Linked DNA regions of Homo sapiens: region 2 is linked to region 1. Evidence: chromatin contacts called from ENCODE Hi-C or POLR2A ChIA-PET data. All regions are on one chromosome and are shown on one strand. The core of a region is the stretch at or near the end of the contact, and the rest is flanking DNA. Distances in the headings are between cores, read along the strand shown. Region 1 overlaps LINC00636 (long intergenic non-protein coding RNA 636). Region 2 holds the start of LINC00635 (long intergenic non-protein coding RNA 635).

Region 1 (6,269 bases), core at 1,349-3,848:
CATTGGCCCCTTGGTACCCAGGCATCCCAAAAGAATTGGGTCACACACAGACTTGAAGGATGAATGCAGGGGTTTTATTGAGTGGTAGAGGTGGCTCTCAGCAGGATGGATGGGGAGCTGAAAGTGGCAAGGGAATGGGAAGATGATCTTACCCTGGATTTTGGCCATCCAGTTGCCAAACTCCTCTCTGACTGTCCCCAGCCAAACTCCTCTCAGCCTTCAGATGCTCCTTCTCTTCTCTCTTTCTCTGCCTCACCTTTCCGCCATTCATCTGTGTGTCTCCTCATCTCCTAGTCTGCCTCTGGAGCCTGGGGTTTGGGGTTTATATGGGTACAGGTTAGGGGGTATGGTGGGCCAAAGGGCAACTTTTTGGGAGCAAAAACAAGAATGCCTGTCCTCATTTAGGGCCGTGGGTATCCAGGCTTGAGGGTGGGGCCTTTGCTGGGGAATCGCCCTCTTCTACCCAGTATTTCCCTGTCTTCTGTCCATATCAGCAACTCACTCAAACCTTACTTTTGAAGTCTCTTTTCTGACTGGATGGTCAGCAGCCTTCACTCTTCAAATAGGAAAGGCCCAAACCAAGGGTTCCCCAACTTGCTCCTCTTTTCATGTCATCTGGATTAGTAAATGATGCCTCATTCAATCCAGTGCCTCAAGCCAGAAACTGGGAGAGATCCTTGACCTTGCTCTGTCCATCAGTCATCCTGTCCAATCCATCACCAAACTGCAAATAGCTTATCCACTTCTCTCAATTTCCACTATGGCAGGCCTTGTCCAAACCTTTATCAATCCTCACTGAGCTAGTGCACAAACTTCCTGAAGTCTCTCCACACTCACTCCCTCATCCTACCTCCTATCCATTCTCCCCACTGCAAACAAAGCAATCTTTCTAAAATACAATTTGGATCGCTTTATTCTCATTCTTGAATCTCTTAAGGGGGTATTCCCATTGCATTTAACATGATGTCACCAATCTTTACTCTGGTTTATCAGATCCCACGTGAGCTCTCCAGCTTCCTCTCCCACTCATTCCCCAACACCATTTCCTCCTCAAGGCTTCCTCATATCTCTCCATATTATGCCCAGGCCCATCCTGGACCCGGCTAACCCTTACTCATGCTGTATCTGTCTGTGTAAATGGCATTTCCTCGGACAGGCTTTCTTGACTCCCTCCTCCGAAGTATACCAGGCCCCTTTGTAATCATCACAAATTACAATTATGTGTTTGATTGTTCACTTAGTTATAACCCCTTTCTCTCACGAGGTTCCATGAGGGGATAGAGCACTTCTGTCTTCTTCATTACCATAATTCAGTGCCAACCACAATGGCCAGTCCACTGTATGCAAATGTTTGTGGAATGAATAGCCAGGTGAGGTCCCCTTAATGGAAGTTTCCTTCTTCTGGTTTATTTCCATCCTATAAGCTATTATCAGGAGCAACACTGAGGATGATCATTTCTTTGTACGTTTTTCACTTTTGCAAGAGCTCTCCCTATGAAGAGCTTTTCCATTTCAGCCTAGATAGGCCTTATTTGAAAGTGGCCATCTCTCTTCACACGCACCCTCCTTTGCTTAGAGATGCAGAGAGTTTAAGACTTTGCCAAGGGAGGTATGTCGTCAAGACACTCGACATGGTGATGTGGAGCAAGGCTCTGGGTCAGTCTCTACTGAGGTTTGAATCTTGGTTTTGTCCCTTTCTAGCTAATCGACTTTGTGCAACTAACTTGCCTCAGTTTTTTTCAACTCTAAAATATGGATAATAATATAATCTAACCAATAGGTTGTCTTGAGGATTTAATGAAGTAACAAATATAAAACGGTTAGTACAATGCCTGGGACATAGCAAGTGCCTGATAAACATTGACTCCTATTAATATGTTTCACTGAATCCCAGAGGAAAGTTTGTTCACGTGCTGAGTTCTAGGGCTGGAGAATTTCAGGGAAGGCATCTTTCTTTGTCTTCTGTCTCCCTTTCCCTCTCATTTACTTTACCCTATACCCCCATCCTGATGTGCTGTGGTCCCAAAAGGCGGCAAGCAAAACTATGATAGACTGTAATTCCCTACCTTAATAATTTGAAGTCATAAGCAGATTTGAAATTTACAAGCCAGCAGTATAAAATTGCTGATGACCATTGCTTAAACTTTGGCAAGATGAATTATGTCTAGAAATAATTAGTAATATGTTAGTCAAGTCACTCCTAGATAATGTTGTTGCATTGCCATTTAGTGACAGTTCAGGAGAGCGCCCTTACAAGAGGCTCTGTAGGCAGAGAGTAGGTGACATTAACCTTCTAAACAGAAGCCGCTGCACACCGAGTGCCAGAGTACCAAGAAGAATTTAACATTCCACTCCTACCGCCGTCTCCCACTTCCCGGCTTCGGCAAGGTGGTTTTAAAATGAGAAGCACATCCCGAGTACTCTGTGTAGGTGGTGGAGTGGGAGGAGGTGAAATGCAAGCTTTATTTTCCCGGCTGCCTGTCATCCGATTCCCCGCTTTCCTCCGACTTTCATGAGTGATGAGGTCATCCCGGTGCAGGAAAATCAAACTCCTATTTTTCAAACCCAATAAAGGCCAGCATTGTACGTCTGCGTAAACAGAGAGGCCAGACGGGCAGGGTGGCGGGAGGACCAGTGGCCCGCCCTCTGGCGGCCGCGAGAGACAGCGTGCCCCGCGCTCCACCAAGCCGCGACAGGGAGGCGGGGAGGGTGCGTGCGAACATGTAAGTTAAAATTAGATCAATAGTCAGCTTAGCGGCCTCAATCAATGCTTCGCAGGGAGAGCATGCAACCATCTATTTATAAGCTAACACCGGCATTATCTTCCTCTTTTAGGACGCAGAGATCCATTACTGCGCGCGGCGGGGAAGAGGACGCCGCCGGGAGCTGGTGCGTGACACACTGCAGCCTCGCGGGCTGCCCGGGACTTCATCAAGCCCGGGTCGGCTCGGGGCGGGCAGGGGTAGGATCCATACCGCCGAACTGCGGCCCCGCTGCTCGCAGCCGCTCTTCCGGGAGCGCCCGCTTAGGACTCACTCCCGCCCATTCCTTACCTCGATGGAATCCTTAGCCCTTAGAGAGAGGGCTAAAAAACAAATAAACAAACAACAGACAAACAAAAAAAAAACCAAATTCCAAATGGCCCCCGGACCCTCCCGCAGATGCAGGGCGCACACTGGCCAGTTCTAACCATAGACTTGACTGCATGTTGACAAGGGTTTCCAACCTAGCTTCCCCGAGGTACTGCATGAATCAGTCCTTGCTCAGATGGTGGTTGCTGTAAATAGCTGCAATTTCCCTCCTTCCGTCTCAAAGCACGGATGGGAATGGATTTGCAGCAGGGACTCTGCATTATATTTAAGGTCTTGGTGAGATGGACACGGGCTCCATCAGCTCCAGACTTCCTGGGACATCTCGGCATTTCCAGGTCCGTTTGCCCCAATGGTGGAAGTCACCGCCCATATATGAGGAAATAAATGTCCACACCTAGCATTTGGGATAACGTGGCTAAATTGTTTTCAGTTTTTGAAAGACGCTGCAGAAAAAGAGGCAAAACCTGATACAGCACAGCAGCATGCCCCTCCCGCCCCCAAATACGAGATCGAATCACATTTTTAAGGGAAAAAATAGGCATTCTCATCTTAGATATGTATGTAGCATATTTTATAATATATATTTTTATCTAAAAATTATGCTTTTCTGTATTTTACAACTTTCTTTATTAAGCATTTTTATTTTGTGCTATTTTTTACAGTAAAAACTCTGAAGACCCAAAGAAATTTAATATTAGCTTAAATGTACATTAGATATATTTATAGAATCAATTTATTAGCTGCTATATTGTTTGACATAAAAGGCTTTTGAACTAAAGATAGAAATGGAAGCATTCTTCATTTAGAAACAACCTTTCTCCTCTTCTTCCAACTCTTGTTGGCTTACCTCCAAAATATATCCTGCATCTGTCTTTCTCACCACCTAGACTGCTCCTAGTTTAGTTACTGGTCACCCTTCATCATCATTCACCTGGATTGCAAAAATAGCCTCTTGTCTGGTTTTCCTGAATTCATTTTCTCCCCACTGCAGTCCTCACTTGCCACATAGCATTTTAAAAGATTGCTCTTTTAAAATGGAAATCAAATCCTATCTCTTCTCTTTTTAGAACCTTCAGTGCCTTCCCATGGCACCTTGATTAGACCCCAAGTTCTTCACCATAGCCAAAATGTAATGTGCCATCTGCCCCATCCACCCTCGCTCATCGCTCCTCATCTCATATCACTTTTTCACTTGTCACAGCATGCTTTTACATATCCCTTCTTTCAGATCCAAAGCCCCACAAGCTTATTTCTGTCTCCTAATCCCAGCTCTTGCTATTCATTCAGTGTGGAAGATCTCCTTCATAAATTCTTCGCAAATCTACTTCATTCTTATTCCAGCCTCAGCTCAGGTATCAGAGCTGACCACCTTCTGTCCCAACCCTCAACTGTACTCATTATCACATTACCCTATTCCATTTCAACACAGTAATTAATTGACATTATTTTATATATCCATGGCATTACCAGGGTGTTCTCTGTCTCCACACACTAGAATGTAAGCCCCATGAAAACAGGCTCCTTGTCTTTCTTGTACACCGTGATCTCTCTGGGTTCTAGAATAGTGCCTGGTCCATAGTTGGAAATCAGTAAGTATTGATTAAATAAATTATTGAGTGTGATTTCCTAGTGTCTTGTTTGTAAAATGCCACTAATAGCATTCTGCATACTCTGCCATGAGTTTTATAGTTATTTTTATGCCCATATGCTTCCTCCTCTCTAGTGTGAACTCTACGAGGCAGGATCATATTTAGTTCATTTTATTCTCCATGTCCTTATGGAGTCTGGCACATTACAGATGTTTAATACATTTTCTGGACTGAGTTGCAATGAGTAAATGGGTAATAAGATGATATAGTATGACTTTACACCAAGTCTAACCTTTCACCTGGGGACATGCAAAATTATTATGTATCCAGAGGAACAGGTTGTTGCTTTGACCCCTGTAACATCGCATACACATACACATGGACACACATACACTTGTTCTCGATATTTTCAAAGACTGTTCATATCCATTATTTTATTTGATCTCCAAGCTGGTATGTATAAGCAGAAGCTCAGGGGCATTAATTGACCTGCTCAAGCTTACATAGCTAATATAAAGCAGAGACAGGGATAGAGCTTACTACTTTCAAACACCCACAAATATGCACACATAAAAACACACACACACATTTCCACATTTGCCATTGTGGCTTAGTTCAAATGGGATCATAAATGCAAAGTACTTTGAATGGAATCTGGTATGACAGCCTTCCAATACACAGCCATTCCTTTCTCTTGGCCATGCTACAGTTGCCATAATCTTCCTATTCCTAGAAAGAAGAATTCTTCTATCTTCACTTTGTTCTTTTTCTTACTAGTCTGATCTCCAGGGTCATCCTTATTGTGAAATTTTAATGCATAATATTAATTGGACATGTTCACAAACATGAGCAATAGTAAATGGATTTTTGCTAACTAGCAACCTATTGCTCTTCTAACTTTTATTCTGAATACAAACCAAAGAGAAACAGTTGTGAATACCTACTAGCACACAGCTTAGCTTAAGTCATATAGTGCAGTGTCAATGAGGAAAGCTTATCATCCACAAACAAACACTAAACATAGCACAGCCAGCGGGGACAAACAATGTGCAAAATTAGTTTTATTATAGGCAAAAAAAAAGAATGCGAGCGCATTTTGATCATTCATTCATTGTTGCATTCATTTTATGTGCCAAGCACACTGTACAAAATTTGGGAACAGAGCGGCAAGCAAAAATAAATGAGGTCTCTACTGATACGGGTCTTGTGGAAAAGAAAGACTTAAACCAAAGAATCACAAAACAGAGATCAATGCTGTGAGTGGGTAAAACAGGAGGAATGGACATAGTCAGAGAATTCAGGGGAGAAGTCCTTGAGGAAGTGACGACTAGGCTTAGCTATGTTTTGAATTCAGTTATGGCCCAATGTCTCCAATGGTTACTAAAGAAAGAAGAAATGACCAAAGAAATAAATAATAATGGTGACTACCTTTAAAATTCTTTCATTTAATAAATACTTCTTGAGTACCTACTATCTACCAGGTAGTCGTCAAAGTGCTAGGAGTTTTAACAGTGATCAGAGACAAAAATTCCTGCCCTTATGGCTTTACACTGTTATGGAGGACGGCACACAGTAAACTCACACATAA
Region 2 (6,269 bases), core at 153-2,652, 50 kb before region 1:
ATTGACTCTGGTGATGGCTGCAAAACTCTGTGAATATATTACAAGCCCCTTAATTGTACACATAAAGAAACTTCAGTGAATTCTAATTTCCTCTGTGAGCAAAACCAGTGCAACACTAAATTTATCAGCAAGAAAAAGAGAATTCAAAATAATATACTTAAATAGACATATTTGGGTATATTTTGTACTGTTTTCATATTGATAAATTTTTGATTTCTGTATTTATATAGACATGAGATTTGTGGGACTGAGAGATTGTTAGTTACTCACAGTAACAATCTCCTCAGCTGCCCTTTTTCCCAATGCTTCCCTTTGGAGTGATGTGAACAGAGCTGGAGGCCACTCTACATGTAATGGGGTTGGTACTGTCGTGAGGAAGCCCCAAAAATATGAACCTGGGAGCGTGTATAAAATTTCCCCTTCTGAGGATGAGAAGCAAACTGAATCTACCTAATGTAAACAAATTCTCCTTGAGAAAAAAAGGAGGATTCTGGGTTGCTGCTCTTTGAAATATAAATACATGTCTCCATGAGGAAAGAAGACACAACCGTCTCTGAGTTTACAACCTCTGGAATGTCTCAAAGGCTTTGGGTCTCATCCCCCACTTGAAATGAAAACACAAACCTCCTGGAAGGAAAATCTCTTACCATCTAGTCAGTCATCATTTCACTTCCAAGACCTGTCTTTCAACCGGGTCCCAGTAAAATTTGCTCGGAAAGCTCAGCTCTAACCGTGCGGAAATATACAAGTATTCACTTTCTGACACACATTGGAAACATCGCTTTTACTCAAATACTTGTTTAAAAGGAACATCGATAGTGTATTCTTCTTTCTAAATCAAAGTATCATTTTGAAAAACATTTGTCTATTTAGATCAGAGTCAGAGATCCCAATATATATATTATGTTATATATATATTATATTTTGTGGGAAATTTATGAATTTGTAAATCATCTTGATGTCTTCATTTATTCATTTGCCGTTCCTGTAACTTTCACTCTACCTCACAGGGCTGAGGGGCCGTATATTTAGTATTCAGTGCTCCTGAAAATAGGCATCTGACTAGTATGTAATAAAATACCCTCAGTCCTCTAATAACTGAAAGTTGAGATTGCCTTTCATGGCAGATTGTGTTTTCCAGAACTGCAATAATATTTCCTGTCCCACATTCTCCTCCAGAACCTGGCCACATCTGCATCAAGAAGCAGAGCCTACTCCCCCTCTTTTTGAACCTACCTGGGCCTTTGTGTTTGTCTTGACAGTTAGAGTATGGTGGAAGTGATGCTTTGAGACTTCGGAGGCTGGAGAATGAATGGTAATACAGCTTCAGCCAGGCTCTCTCTCACTTAGGAAACGAGCCTTTGGAGCCCTGGGCCATCCGTAAGATGTTCAGCTACGCTGCTGTTGCTATGCTGAAGAGACCACACAGAGACAAAGAAGCATTCCTAGGGTCCCTAGAAGTTCCAAATTCCAGCTGTTTGAGTGGTCCCAGCCCACATGCCAGCCACGTGAGCATCAAGCATTCAGAATATTTGAGTGTCAACCATTGTCTGACAGCAAGTGTGTGAGACACTCTGAGTGAATACCGCCTAAGTGAGCTCAGGCAACTTCCCAAACTTGTGGGAGTTAATAATAAAATGATTGGTGGTATTTTACACCACCAAGTTTGGGAGTGGTTTGTTATGGGGCAATAGGCAACCAAAACACTCTTTGATTGTTAAACTAGCAAAAGCAATCCATGAAAGGATGAGATTATCTGTAGAAGTAACATCAGATGATATCTATTAAGTGTGCATTGGAGGAGACTTGGGAACACCAAATTCAATAAAGGCAAAATCTCAGGAAGGAAGGAACAGAAGTGACTGTCATCATGAAAGCTGATTCTCTCAATGGTAATGTACCAGATCTGCAGAAAGACTAAAGAGTGAGGAACATGAAATCTACATAAAAGAGAGTTACCAACAAGATTATATTGGTTTCTATACCACATTGTTTAATAAAGAAAGACATTGAATCTGGTGAATTATGGGAACAGGAATGATTTGTGGAACTTTTACTATGACCTGGGTTGTGTGTCCTCTAACACTAACTTCTCTTCCTTATTCTGACCCCCTGCCCACCGAGGAAGCTGATTAATGCTCGGCTCCCCCTTTAAACCTGCCCACAAGGAAAAAATGTGATGATCACATCAGCGCACAGTACTGTGGTGACCCAAGTGGCAGTTATCATTCTGTTGAGTGACACATTGTACATCGGGTTTATACATCAGTGCCTTCTAAGATTCGTTAACGTAAATCAGTCTCCTATAACGTTATCATCTCAGAGTGCATTGATAAAAATTGATTTTCTAGATGTGCACATCTGACAGGTGGAAAAGCAGCCTGATAACTCCTGAAAGGCTTTGTCACTCTGGCATCTGAGGTGGTATCACACACAGCCCTAATTATTCAGCTTACATCTGTTTAACAGAATTGCTATTTGTAATGATTATTACTGTTTAGCAACATTGTACACAAGACATTTTACTTGATTAAATTAAAATATTGAATTTATAGAATCAACGAAAGTTTTGGACCCTTACATTGACTAGATCCTAATCTTGGTTCTATAATAAATGAAACTATTTCTAATTTATTTTTGTTTTTCTATACTTTTGTCACCTTAGTCAATGGTAACAACAACAACAACTAACATTAATGTCACTGAGTGCTAGGCACACTGTTCATGAGGATGTTTTTAAAATGTTTAATCAATATATAATGATATCATCAGTGATTTTTTAAAATGTCAGGTTTTTAAGGTATAATTTACGTGGAGTAAAATGCACCCTTTTAAAGTGTACAGTTCTATGAGTTTTGATGAATATGTGCCATCATGTAACTAGTACCCAATCAAAATACAGAATATTTTCATCACTCCGAAAAGTTTACTTGTACCCCTTTGTGGTCAGTCTCCTACCTCCACCCCTAGACTCTGGCAACACTGAACTGTTTTTGGTCCTTCTAGTTTTACCTTTTCCAGAATGCCATATAAGTAGAATCCTAAAATATGTAACCTTTGAGCCTGGCTTCTTTCACTGAGCAAGATGCTTTTGAAGTTCATTGATGTTGTTGTGTCTATTGGTTGTTTGTTCGTTTTTATTGCTGAGAGGTATTCCATAGTATAGCTACATCACATTTTGCTTGGTCATTCAACAGTTGATGAACATTTGGGTTATTTCCAGTTCTTGGCAATAATAAATAAAACTGCTAAAAAATTGTGTACAGGTTTTTGGGTGGCATATGCCTTCATTTCTCTCGGGTAAATACTCCCAAGAGAAATGGGTAAATACTCCTAAATATTTACCCAAGAGAAATGGGTAAATATTTACCCATTTCCTAAGTATTTACCCAAAGAGAAATGGGTATTTACCCAAGAAAAATGAATTGTCAGGCTGTGTGACAAAGCTTGAAATCTATCTATCATCTCTGTCATCTATCTATCTATCCATCTATCTATCTATCTATCTATCTATCTATCTATCTATCTATCTATCTATCTATCATCATCTATCTATCATCATCATCTTTAAATAGAGATGGGGGTCTCACTATGTTACCTAGGCTGGTCTTGAACTCCTGGCCTCAAGCGATCCTCCTGCCTTGGCCTCCCAAAGTGCTGGGATTATAGGCATGAGACACCATACCCAGCCAAAGAGCTTCAAATATATTATGTTACTTAATTCTCACCAGCAGTCAACTGTGGAAAATATACTATTGTTAGTTTTTTGGGTTTTTTTTTCAGGAATCAAAGCTAAGACTTACAGAGGTTAGGTATGCCTAAAATTACATGGCTAGTGCAGATAAACCCAGGGTGTTTTTTTTGTTTGTTTTTTTTTTTTTTTGAGAAGGAGTCTCACTCTGTCGCCCAGGCTGGAGTGCAGGGGCATGATCTTGGCTCACTGCAAGCTCCGCCTCCCAGGTTCACGCCATTCTCCTGTCTTAGCCTCCCGAGTAGCTGAGACTACCTGCACCCACCACCACGCCTGTCTAATTTTTTGTATTTTTAGTACAGATGGGGTTTCACCGTGTTAGCCAGGCTGGTCTCAGTCTCCTGACCTCATGATCCACCCGCCTCGGCCTACCAAAGTGCTGGGATTACAGGCATGAGCCACCAGGCCTGGCCCAGGCTGTTTTACTATAGAGAAGCAGGCCTTAACTGTTACCTCTTCTGTAGTTACTACTAACTTTACCCAGGTAATGGCTAACCACCATGAAAATAAAAGTAAAAAGTATAGCCTCATCACCCCTGTGATCAAATGTGGTAGATTTGGTTTCAGATGGAGAAATGAAAAGATTCGAGTATAACATGAAAAGGCTATATAGAATCAATATGGAAAAACTGATGTGGGTCACAAAGTGACAAATATATGGAGATGAAAGTCAATTCAAAGCTCAGTTCAAAGATGTGTCCTGACCTTTACCTTTTTATCCAGTTCAAATAGTATAGGATTGTGCCAAATGTAGCATTAAAATAGAGCTCTGGTCAATGTTTTCTTATAAGGCTTCTCTGCTGTTGACACTTACTAAATATGTTAGCATCAAACGCAAGCATAAACAGTATATCCCCTTAAAACATACACAAACATTTGTGAATTTCTAACATTCCTTTGTCACAAAAATAATAGTAATAACTTGAGTATAAGAATAATTTACATCTTTAATAGCTGCATTTTCTATTCAAATAATCTATTGCCTTGGATTCCAAAATGATATTTGTGATATGAACAAAAGAGAAATTATAGTAAGATTAACCTCTAAAAATGTATTGTGAAGATTATGCAGCTGTTCTGTAGAATTGGAAATAATGGAAAATTGACAGTGAAATATAAAAGTAGATCATGAATAGTTAATACCCAATTTTTCCATGATGAAGGAATTAAAATAATGACTAAGTAGTCACCACAGTGACAATTTAAGACAAATTTGTCATCTCCCAGCGCCTAGCACAAGGTCTTGCATTTATTATGAGCTGAATAAACATTTGCTGGTCTAAATTTAATCTTTCCAGGATGAATGTTTATAGGCATAGTGAGGTAATAGTGCAACTATTCTGTATAAAGTCTACGGGTTTGGTATTAATAAAGGCAATACATTTTTGTCTTACTAACAAAACAAAATGGAATACAAGTGTTTTAAGTACGGTAACCAGCTTCCCCAAAGAAGTTAAAACTGAGAGTGATTGTTGACGGTTGTGACTGATGCTTGTTCTTGCCCCAAATGTTTCAGCACTAGTGCATTCTTTACTCACAGAATTTAGGTTCTGAGGAAAACCCTCATATGTCTTTCTGAGGATCATACACAGGAGACTTTAGCAGAACTAAAGCAAACGCAAAAGAATCCAGAATCTGGAATCTTCTGCATGTGATGCCACAGGTGACATTCTCCCACTCTGGGATGAAATAGACAGTTTCTCCCTTGCTTCTCCTGAAACCAGTACATTGGCTCAAGCTGTAGGCTCTGCCTGCAGGATGCACCAGCTCGTGTTTGAATTAAATACAGTGACTTGAAGAAGGAAGAACTCTACAGAGTCTACTCTGGCAACACCGGGAACAGAAGCAACAGGACATTCAGCTTCCAGAAACTGCAGCGGTGCAGTTCCAATGGTTTCTGGCCTCTACAGCCTGTATTCTTAGTGGTTTATGCTCCAATTTCTATACACATTGTTAGTAGCAGCGGTGTCTTCATGAGACTAATTCCGTGGTGTGATATTGTTTGAGGATGCTTATGTTCGTAGTCATGGAAATTTAGTGATTGCCTCCCCAGCATTCATTCTCTCTGTTCCCTTTCTGATGGGGACATGCAGATTGGTTGGGACTAATCTCACAGCAGCTCCAGGGATGGGCCCTAGTTACAGTGGTTGGGATGGCATTATGATCCAAACTTTGTCAAAAAGAGAGAAGATGTTTGATGGGGAGCATCTGGAGAATAAAATTATTCTGTCTTTCATGGATGCTAAAAAAAGATGCTCCCTTCATCCACTGGTTGTGAATCAGGAAGCAACCACCCCAGTTGTTCTGGTAACTATGTTGATATGGTGAAGCTATCAAAATAGTTTTAGGGCTATTCTGCCACTGGGGAAGGCTGAGACACAGAAAGGAAGTCGGTCCTGGGACATCATTAAACTGCTGGAGCAAGCTTACCTGAAGGGTCATCTGGTAAGCAGATATGGAGATGGAATTACCAGTGTCCAAGCTTTATTGAGGTAATGTTTGTGAAAGATAAAAGCAA

What was found. A loop is a pair of places that touch in the nucleus more often than their neighbours do. ChIA-PET counts read pairs that join two places held with the same protein, here RNA polymerase II (POLR2A). Pooled maps may share reads with other maps.
Region 2: a map of PC-3 shows a loop between it and region 1 (4-fold over the local background). The contact joins the promoter of LINC00635 here to the enhancer-like site in region 1. A Hi-C loop is called at or near these places in 1 of 168 maps with a recorded cell type or tissue (PC-3), 8 of 37 single-sample maps with no recorded cell type and 10 of 50 pooled maps. POLR2A ChIA-PET finds 5 or more read pairs at or near these places in 1 of 52 experiments (H1).

What each region holds. Positions count from the first base shown.
Region 1 is chr3:107,925,038-107,931,306 of GRCh38, forward strand. LINC00636 (long intergenic non-protein coding RNA 636) reads left to right here. Exons shown (of 3, transcript NR_015394.1): 3 at 2,836-3,870. Among named protein-coding and RNA genes, the nearest start is that of LINC00636, 45 kb to the left of the region's middle. RefSeq lists enhancers at 2,183-2,804, 2,393-2,482, 2,493-2,552. Within about 2 kb of position 2,599, at least 4 of the 41 ENCODE cell types and tissues checked have a DNase peak (open chromatin) inside an H3K27ac peak, as active enhancers do.
Region 2 is chr3:107,876,666-107,882,934 of GRCh38, forward strand. LINC00635 (long intergenic non-protein coding RNA 635) reads right to left here and starts at 1,403. Exons shown (of 8, transcript NR_024276.1): 1 at 1,237-1,403.